Linked DNA regions of Mus musculus: region 1 is linked to region 2. A link is a contact called in ENCODE Hi-C data. All regions are on one chromosome and are shown on one strand. Each heading gives the region's core, a stretch centred on a gene start or an enhancer-like site at or near the end of the contact. The rest is flanking DNA. Distances are from core to core; before and after follow the strand shown.

Region 1 (5,185 bases), core at 1,257-3,756, 50 kb before region 2:
CCCTGTCCTCATGGAAACAACTGCATGGTCACCTAGCAACCAGCAACCTGAGTTATAAAGTTCTGGGGTGTATGTGTGTGTGTGTATCGTGAACATTTCATAGAAGTAGAGTGATACAACCACTTTGTTTGCTTTCCTAACTTAACACCGATATTTGTATCAGTACTGATTTTTAATGACTAAATAATATTCTATTGTATGCAGATAACACACTCTTTATTCATCTGGTGGTGGAATTTGTGCTTTTTTTTTTAACATTTGTCTATTGTAAATAGTTCTGCTTTGTAACATATGTATTTGTCTAAGTCTAAACTTTTTACCTACCAGTGAAAGTTCTGGATAATATGGAAATTCGGTTTTATTTTTTATAAACCACTAAATGGCCTGCTACACTGGATTTGAAACCCTTTTGCATTCTCTGTAGTGTGCGTTCCTAAGCAGGTGATGACTGAAAAGAATGAGGTAGTTAAGTGGCCACTCAAGATGTCTAGATGAACGACGGCCACACTGAGCCAGGACCAGGGAGTGGGATACAGGGACATGCAAAATGAAGAACACATAGAGACAGGAACTGCAGGAAAAGAAGAGTCAGAAATGGCCTGAGGCTTCCAGCTATAGTGGTTCAATCATTCAGGAAGTTAGAGCACAGAACAAGAAGTTACAAGGGCTGATTTGGAAAAACAGCATATCTTAAAGATGATCACTGGGCCATGAGGAGTCTCGGGCATGTGATGAGGAGGAGTTCCAGGTTTACCAGGGATTAAGACAATGAGGGAGGCTGAAGATGTGCAGTACAGAGCAGCTGAGTAGGGGAGACTTAGAACGAGATAACGGGCCCCAGATGGCAGTTGAGAGAAACTTGCAAGCAGTGCAAGGTAAATTGTGATCAGAGAATGAGAGGGATTGCAGGAGAGCTGTGGCTGAGTTTATAAGAACCAAAAACAAGATGGATGGGTTATTTATTGGAACCTCCTCTAGACAGGCTGGGTGCTAAGTCATGGTTAGTGTCTCCATGAGCAAAGCACTCAACAGAACTCCTCTCGTTTAGACTGCCACGCTCTGAAGCCTCTCTATGAACGCCATGTTTACAAGTATCATCAGCTTTTCCCTAGGGGAGTTGTGCACGGCATTATTTCTCATTTCTGGTTATATTGTGAGACTTAGGCAAGTCAACTTGCTGAACGCTCCGTGCTTGTGCTGGCAGTGAGGCTCGGGGCTGCTCCTCTGCTGTCCCAGCCAGGCTTCCTTCTGAAACTGCCTTCCTTGCTTCCGTCTTCTGTAAGGCATTTCCTGGGGGCTGCTTCTGGTAAAGACAGGATCCCAATTCAAGGAATCCAATGTACTTAGATATTTAAAGTATAACTATGAGCAGGACTATTCCATTCTTTTTATACTCAAGGTTCCAATACTACGTTGTCTTGTGGATTTCACTTACGGTTTTATAAAAACAGTTTATCCATTTACAATAACATCTTAACGAAGAAAAATATTTTGTTCTCTAATCGTTAGTTTACAAGGGTTTAGTATATTTAATTACTTTGGTTATGGGTCTGTTTGGTTTTTTTGTCTTTTGCTGAAGGATACGTGTGAGCAGTATTAGCCTCTCTTAATTTTCGTTAACACGGTATTAATTTAATAGGCGGGAAGTCAGTTGGCAAGTGTCTGTTCCGTTAGATGGAATAACAAGGTACCATGGAACGCCACGAGCATTTGCTTTCTTTTCTCAGCAGTGTACATTAAAATCCAACATAAGCATGTGTGTGAACAGTATTCACAGGGCTTGTGACACATTGTTTCACACAGATTGACACATCACTTCCTCTCCCGGCCCCCCCATCCACACCTGCCTCCCCTTCCTCCAGTGATCGCCAGACTGACTCCCATCACCTTTGAACTCGAAAAATCCCGAGGAGGGTTTCTCTGCAAATTTGCTGCTGCTTTTTCCCCGGGGCAGAAGGCAATTAATTCAACTTAAAAAATCCTCCTCTTCAAATTCCTTCTGGACTCCGATAAGCTAAAATCCTGTTTATGTAAACAAAAGTGCTTAATTAATCAGAGCATGTGATAATGCCAAAAGGAACTGGGAAGATTTCCTGCTACCATTTCAGACGTCACAATCGGACGGTGTGTGATGGGGCGTCCCTGAAGATGCCAGGTTCCTCCAAAAGGCAGCGGCATTAACTCTTCTAAGGCTTTTATTTCGCTTCAAACTATCTCACTGTAAATTACAAATGAAGCGCTGTACAAATTCATTAGAGAATGGCTCGTTTACGGTGGGAAATGAAAGCACAACCAGCAGAGGCCAGACCTTCTACCCTTTACACTGGAAAAGAAGCTTAACTTAGGCAGACACAAAATACAAAGTGGTGGCAAAAAGGCTCTTCCATCATATTTGACACTGGTGTGGAATGGAGTGGTTGTCTCTGGTACAAAAGTTTCTCGCTGTATGCAGTTGGCTATAATTCCTCTAGAGTTCTCGCCAGCTGAGGTCTTCCCACCCACAGAGCCGTGATTTTACAGTATTTGGCTACAATCCCTCATAGAACGACTCACTTCCTCAGATCTCCTGCCGCTGCTCTTCAGCAGTCTCCTTGAAAGTGTTCCTTTCATTTCCTTCTTAGAATCTGTTCTTGCTACTCTCAAACCTCTAGGACTTCTCAGTCACGACTAACCTACGTTCACTTTTCTTGCCTTTCACGTGAGCTCCAGTGCTGTTAGGGCCTGTGGGGTATTTCTACCTTATTAGGGAGACCCCAGTATAAATGCAATATGTCTCAGAGAATTGTAATTTACCTTTACAAACACACAGCCTGACCTCTGTATTTGATCAGCATCATCATCCCTCCGGTTACATAAAGCTTTGGACTCTTGCATCATCCTGAACGTAACCATAGTTTCATGTGTTGTTTTCTAAGTTGTCAGTATATATACCATTTATTTATCTGCGTCTGAAGTTTTAGGTCTTTAGTTTATGCCTTAATGTGGCTCAGCAAACATGGATGCCCTACCTCCTAGGCTCCCTACCTTCTCCCATACAGTACTGATAAAGCAAGTGTTACTATAACAATATCTCCACCACAAGCTTTGTATCAGGCAGAGAGCCAGCCATTGCCAATTATCTCCATGACTTCAGCTCTAGACACTGGCAGTACCTGGGAGCTAAACAGTGCCATCATCGGGAGATTAAATTTGCTTTGATGTTTCTACCATGACAATAGCATATCAGAGGTGAAATGGGTATCTGATAGGAACAGAATGGTCTCTAAGCCATCAAGATTTAAGAATTACTTGGTAACACACACACAAAAACCTATATGGTACAGAGATCCCTTAACTATAAGAATGATTCAGAACATGAAAACAACAAAGATAAAGACGGCACTGCCCCTCTATGCATGACTTGGGTAGGATCAGCCATAAGTTGCAACCTCTGAGGTCCCCGCTCCTAGTGTAGAGTCCACCTGAAGCTGGGAAGACCAGGCTACCGACAGTTATGCAGCTACCCTATTCTGACTTCACATTCGCTAGGCACCTTCAGAGTGCAATCCCAAATCTCCATGTTGGAAGAGAATGCCTGGGAATGGCTAAGACAAGGTCTACTGGCTGATTTTGTGTGTCTACTTGATACAAGCTGGAGTTATCACAGAGAAAGGAGCTTCAGTTAGGGAAATGCCTCCATGAGATCCAGCTGTAAGGCATTTTCTCAATTAGTGATCAAGGGGGAAAGGCCCCTTGTGGGTGGGACCATCCCTGGGCTGGAAGTCTTGGTTCTATAAGAGAGCAGGCTGAGCAAGCCAGGGGAGGCAAGGCAGTAAAGAACATCCCTCCATGGCCTCTGCATCAGCTCCTGCTTCCTGACCTGCTTGAGTTCCAGTCCTGACTTCCTTGGTGAGGAACAGCAGTATGGAAGAAAAGCTGAGTAAACCCTTTCCTCGCCAAGTGCTTCTTGGTCGTGATGTCTGTGCAGGAACAGAGACCCTGACTGAGACACAAGGGTTCTGTCTGTATGTCTGCACTTCTCACTGTAAACAAACAATGTGGCATTCTGATCTTCCCAGCCTCAGGAAAGTGGCTCAGGCAAGTCTATCCAAGAGAGACAGATCTGCGCTGTGAGTTCTGACATCTCACTTCCGAGTTGGCTAAGCTAACTAGCCGACTTAGATAGACTCCTATTACTAAGGCAAGGAGCACCAAATCCCTGTGAACCCCCCAAAGAGTGTTTATAACAAACCCCGAAGAGTATTTTATAATGCTAAATGTACGGAACAGCATTTACAGCCCAGATTGTTTTGAGTGAGCTGAGTGCCATAAATGAAGAAGTGATAAGTAACTATCCACCGATCAAAGGAATCCTTATTATTTGAGGAGCTGGAGGGGAGAATTCTACCTCCATTGGCTCCCCACCACCATCACAGGGATATAAACAAGGGTTTAAGGGCCAGTACCTCATCTAAATGCTTTGTATTTTAATCCCAGGGATTAATCCTCCAGTGAGTGTTGAGAAATTATCTCCCTAGTTTTAACTCTTTCCCTCCTCGAACTGGTAGCCTTGTACTGTTACAAAGACCTTCCAGCAGCAAGCAGCAAGGGTAGTGAGGAGAGAAGGCACTCTCGCTAATCAATTCTAAGAGTCCAGCGGAGCCACATTAACTTATTTGGAAATTTTTAAGCAACAAAATGAATTACTTCTGCTACTTCTAAATAATTAGAATGCTTCCTATTGTGCCTTATGGTTTTTAAAATAATTACAGCAAGTCAATAATAGTCATTTAAAATGTAATGAATTGATGGCTAATCTACGCATCCATTCAATCATTCAGCAAGCATTTGCTTATCGCATACATTCAATTATTTTCATACTCTGGATTAGTCTGCAAATATTTGGGTTTCTGCCATTTTGGGTTTCTAATGGGAGGCTTCAGTCTCTAAATATCCAAAGCGAGACTCATCACATCTTCTGGCATAAATCTGTCCATTTCCTTGCACTCCCCATGCCAGGGAACAGAAGCACAGTACAGAGTCAGACTCCCGTCTCACGGCCCCTGCCTGTCCTCCGCCCTTCACGTCCGGTGATTAATTGCTGTAGCTTTGCTTCCTGTTATCTGCCAAGCCTGTCTCCTTGCTCACTGTTCTGGACAGGGCACACTTCCTTCCCAGAGAGCTGCAGTGGCCCCGCACTGATGTC
Region 2 (5,125 bases), core at 2,263-4,762:
GTCTTGAGCTGACCCAGGCCAGCAGGCCCAACTGCCCTGAGCCTCTGAGCACGGATGCAGGACTTGCACCTTGTGACTCTGGCGCCCTCAGCCAGGAGCCAGAGCCAGAACATCTGCATTTTCCACACCCGTACAGATATGCAGACCCCAGGGTTCATAGGCCAATCCGCAGGCGCTGAGACGCAGTTACATACAAATGCCTTTGCAGAGCCAAGTCCCGGTTCCTGGGACTGGATTGCTGGCCTCTGGAATCTAGTCTAGTCGCCTCCCATGGAAGCCTAGAGAAATGGCTACTCAGTGCAGAGCTAGATGGATATTTTTTTTTACCTGGAGAAACCCCGGGCAGTCATTTATCCACTATGCCACTCTGCAGAATGGGGACAGCTCCTTTTGCAGACTAGGGCCAGTTCTGTATTAAGCAGGCAAGACAGACACCCAAGACTGTTCCGCGTTGAACAAATGGAAGAGTCTGGTGGGAAACATCATTCGTGAGTGAAGCTTTGCCTTCTGCTTTAAAGTTGGGGTGGGGGTGCTCAATGAGTGTCTCCTTGTGTGCTACCCTTCCAGTTAAGTAGGGAGGGGATTCTGAACTGCTACTGGATTCTTAAGTGTGGTGACAGAGCTGCAATATCTTCACACTATTGAAGACTCTCTGGAGTAGTTAGTAGGCGCTACAGGTAGGAGAGATAGGAGTTGGGAAATGAATTGGAGCAATGATGAGTGTTGCCTACAAGACAAATGGGGGCTAGCAAAGAAGAGAGGAGTTAACCAGTTGGAAGTTCTGGTTCCAGGAGACAGTCCAGGGCAGTTCTGCCCTGAGGTGACAAATAAGAGAAGTTTGTGCTCTCTCAACAGGCAGGCCACTGCTTAAAAACCCACTCCTGTCACCCCTCATCAGATCCCCAAAAGTACTTTAAAATTCTTAAACGTTATTTCACAATTCTTTTTAGCAAAACGTCCAGGTCTCCGGGAGGAAATTAAATCTACTCCTCAGAGCCCCGAAGCCAGTCCTGGTGACTCCTAGTGCTGGTGAACTACGAAAGGAGACTCCTGGCTTAGACCTTACCTCCAACACCTGCCAATAATCTTCTTGCCCAACTCTTCTGCCCCCAAATTAACTAAAATTAAAGACAGTAACAGGTGTCAGGAGATCTGAGTAACACCATGGGAAGAAAACTGCATTTCACTACTATCATCTTACCTTGTCAGTATGAGAGAACACTTAAATCAAAGGAAGCCATAATTCACTCCAAAGGAGAAAGTTTAGAGGGTTTGGTGGGTTTTTGTTTTTGTTTTGTTTTGTTTTGTTTTTCACCCCTGTCTTTAGAAGACCAGTGGGTTGAGGTTTAACAAGTGGCCTGAAACCCAACAGGAACCTTTAAAGGGAAGTGTTGAGGCAGGTGCTTGGGGGTGAAGTGGGGGGATGACTTCCCCTGGATACTCCTGAACCCCCAAATCATCTTTTTCTTCTAAAGGACAATGCCAATGCTGAGGGGGAAAAACCCTAAAAGCGGGAGATTCACGACAGCTCCTTATGCCCAATTTACATCTTTTGGGTCAGCTCAAGTTCCTGGAGGTCCCTGGAATTGTCCAAAGGCCATGTGACATTTCTGACCCTTGAATCTCTTCCTCAGAGACCACACTATTGTCACTATTGCCTACACTTCCTAGTTAAAGTGACCGCCAGATCCTATTGTCATTTAAATGTTTTATAAAAGACAAAAAAAAAAAAAAAAAAACCCATACCTGAACCATGAAATGGGGAAACTGAATTCTTTACTGGTGTTCTGCTTTTGAAAGATGCCCAGATCTTTTTTGTTAAAGGTTCTTGTAATCGCTTGAGTAAAACATGACTAAAATAATTTAATAAAAAATATGTGTCTGACAAAGATTTGCCCCTTTAGAGTTATTTCCACGACTTCTTTTTAAAACTTTTGACAATAAGCAGAGCATGTAATGAAGTCTTCTACAGAATATTTGCAATTACATGAACTTGGAAAATACTGTGTTAGGCAAAATCTGGTCACTGGGCCATTGGTTAGAAGGCACAAAACATAGCAATGACAGATTACTGTAACCTTTGCAGTTTAAATACTATTGTTTCAAACCAAAGGCTCTCAAATCAATGAAGTTTCAAAGATGAGGTAAAATGGGAATTTGAATTATGCATTATGTATATTTTAAGTTAAATGCCATTGGCAAATCTCTCAGATGTTTAATCGTGTACAATCTGGGAAACACAAATATTTAATTTCACACTCTCATGTGCTTTTTTTTCTTCCATCTACCATAAAATTGAGCCTCATGAATAGAGAGTTTACCTTTTTGATTATATTGTTAGTTTTTCTCATAGCGATTTTGTGAATCCCATTTTCAATAAAATCTTAGAACATCGAAAGTTATCCTTAAAGGGAAAACTTTAGGGTTAGAAAGCTGTTGATGGTAAATTTCTCTTTATTTCCTTCCTCAATCAAAGGTTGCTCAGTGTTTTAATGACAATTATTTTGAATCTAGAGACTATCTTTAGAAAACTAAAAACAATTTCTATATTAAAACTTCCCTTTCACCACCAAGCCTAACTTTTGTAAAATTTGCTTCCTAACTTGGATCTCGGAATCCCATCCATTTGCATCATAATGCGTTTAAGATAGTTAACAGCGCCTAAGAGATTCGGATTTCACGTTGTATTCCCTGTAGTAACAGGTGACAGGATCTCACACTATTAGGTAGAAACGCAAGTCTATCTCTGCACATGAAAATCGTCTCTGTCCTATTTGGAAACAAATGATCAATCAGCCTCCGATGATCAATTGCTCCCCTGGCTGTCCGTCAGCGCGGATTCGCACCCGCGGAGGCATTGAGAACATTTTGCTGAAAGGGGGCAGGAAGCCCAAACTTTGCAAAAGCATCTCCTGCAGCGTCTCAGACTTGACTGGAACTCTCTGGCTACTCGGGGCTGAGGCTCAACGTTCGGGGCCTGGCAGAGGGCAAAGGATGACTTCACTTCGCCAGTGCACTAGAGTGCTTTTCAATTCGGATTGTGTATCCCCCCCCCCCTCCTTCTATAGCACAGGGGCAGGCAAAGTAAGCCCTGACGAGGTGCATGTGTGTTGTAAGGCACAAAACAAGAGCAAAGTGAGTCCCACCCCAGTACCCGAGACGGGGGCACTATCCCAGCTCGGACGGGACTACTCACCGCTGCTGGTAGGAGGTGATGCCCTGGACGTTCTGCGGGGTGCCGTTGGCCGCGGCGCCGGCCCTCCCCATGCCCGCACCGGCCGGTACCCCAGCGGCTGCCCCGCCGGCCGCCGCGGCCGTCACCTGCACGCTGAAATCCGGAAAGATTCGGATCATCGCCGCGGCTTGGAGCCCCAGGCGCGGCTGCTCTGGGCTCGGGCTGGCGGGGGCTCGGGCTCGGGTTCGGGCGGCGGCGGCAGCAGCGGCGCGAGCGGCGGCAGCAGCGGAGCCAGGCACCAGCCTGCAATCCCATTAGTGAGCCGCGGCCACTGTGCGCGGCGGAGAGGCGCTTTGATGTGCGCGCAGCGGGCTGAGGTGGGGGGGGGTGGCGAGGAGGAGGTGCGGGGGGTGTGCGAGGGACTTGCAAACAGCAAAACGTGTCAGGGTGGGGCCTTTTCTCCCTTTTGGGGGGCACTGTTGCTCCCCCCTCTTTCCAGGATGTTGCTTTCACTGGCTGCTCCAGCAGCGCCGCGCGAGCCCAGCTGAGAGGAGGAGGGGGTGAAGGAGGAAGGATGCACCGGGAGGCTTGGCGAGCGCTTGGCCGGTGCAAGGGAATAACGAGCAGTGGAGGGTGCGTTTTCCCTCCCTCTTCTACACACACACACACACACACACACACACACACACACACACACACCGCGCACTTCCGACCCAAAGTGCAAGATTGTGGTGCGCTCTTTCTCCTCCTTTCTCTGGAGAAATAACCACCATCCGGGCTGGCTTCAGCCTTCCGAGGCTGCCAGAAACCAGGATCCCAGCCCGCGGGTGTAGGAATGGGGCGTCAGAGCCTCCCGTTTCAGCCTGGACCCCTCTTTGACACTATTCTCCACATTAAGCAGAGCGAATGTGACCAAGCGCAAGTTGGGTTCCTGGAGAACTTGATAGTTATCTAGGAGAGGTGGTTTGCAAAGGCGACGGAGTGCGGGGCGGGGGGTTGGCGCTTTTGTACAATGGAGAGTTTGGGTCGCTTAAAAGAAAGGGCTCTTCCCGCTCCTGGTGAGCGGAAGAGTTGGTCTTGGGAAACTTGTGAGGTGGGGTCTCAGCTAGATCTTAGTTTGCGCTATGATCCATCTCTTAACGCCCCCCTTTGACCGAGGAAACGAATAAATTAGTAGCCACAATTGAAAAGAACTCTGCGAATTCCAAACACCAAGGAAACAAAAAGAGAAAACACGTGCATTTATTTCCTCGCGCCTTCCTGTTACTTCACATTGTGACGCCTGCCTTTCATTAGGGGGTGAAGAGAGATCCTTACAGTTTGGATGCGCCTTTTTAGTGAGACTTGCACTGGGTTTCACTGAGCTAGGGTTGGGGGAGTGGGAGTTGATTGTTTCCCTCCATCCCTCCCCAGGACCCGGGTTGCCCACTTTTCCCCCTGTCTTCTGGCTGGTGAGCAGGAGCAGAGATGCGAGAAGCAGGCGGATGCAGCCCTTGAGGGACACAGAGCTCTGCTAATGTCCCACACTCAAAGCCCCTGCCCAGCTTAGCGGCTGCTGCTGCTGCTGCTGCTACTCCTGCAACTGCTGCTGCTACTGCTGCGGCTGGGTGGTGGTGGGGAGTGGTGGTTTCCCATTCTGGTACCCTCTTCCCATCTGGCACTCAGGGCCTGGGCACTGCAGCTGAAGGGCTAGGGCAGTCGCTGTACCCTCCAAACAAGCCCAAGTTAACTGTGACCTCCACGCCGCCGTGACCCAGGGCCAATCGCGCTTCTCCCGGTCAGGCTCCTGCTTAACCCTTTGAGCCTGGGAAACAGTGGGCCACCATGATCCAGTGAGACAGGACCCACTGGCCTGAAGTTGCCGAGGTGTAGAGTGACAGAGGCTCCCAAGCAGGACAACTCCGCACAGGATCTAAGAGCCAGATGCCCGCCCTGCAGCAGCCCCATGCT

The links. Hi-C counts contacts between places; a loop is a spot of excess contacts on that map.
Region 1: a map of left cerebral cortex shows a loop between it and region 2 (2.0-fold over the local background). The contact joins the enhancer-like site here to the promoter of Npas3 in region 2. A Hi-C loop is called at or near these places in 3 of 37 maps with a recorded cell type or tissue (all left cerebral cortex).

The regions. Positions count from the first base shown.
Region 1 is chr12:53,295,820-53,301,004 of GRCm38, reverse strand. All of the region lies in intron 1 of Npas3 (neuronal PAS domain protein 3), which reads right to left. Gm51419 (a long non-coding RNA gene) reads right to left here. Exons shown (of 2, transcript XR_003950183.1): 2 at 1-5,185. It overlaps 1700030L22Rik (a long non-coding RNA gene), which reads left to right. Exons shown (of 2, transcript XR_003950182.1): 2 at 1-2,281. Among named protein-coding and RNA genes, the nearest start is that of 1700030L22Rik, 19 kb to the left of the region's middle. Within about 2 kb of position 2,506, at least 1 of the 3 ENCODE cell types and tissues checked has a DNase peak (open chromatin) inside an H3K27ac peak, as active enhancers do; it is left cerebral cortex, where a contact is called at or near this core.
Region 2 is chr12:53,246,819-53,251,943 of GRCm38, reverse strand. Npas3 (neuronal PAS domain protein 3) reads right to left here and starts at 3,512. Exons shown (of 12, transcript NM_001370962.1): 1 at 3,197-3,512. The coding sequence starts at 3,354.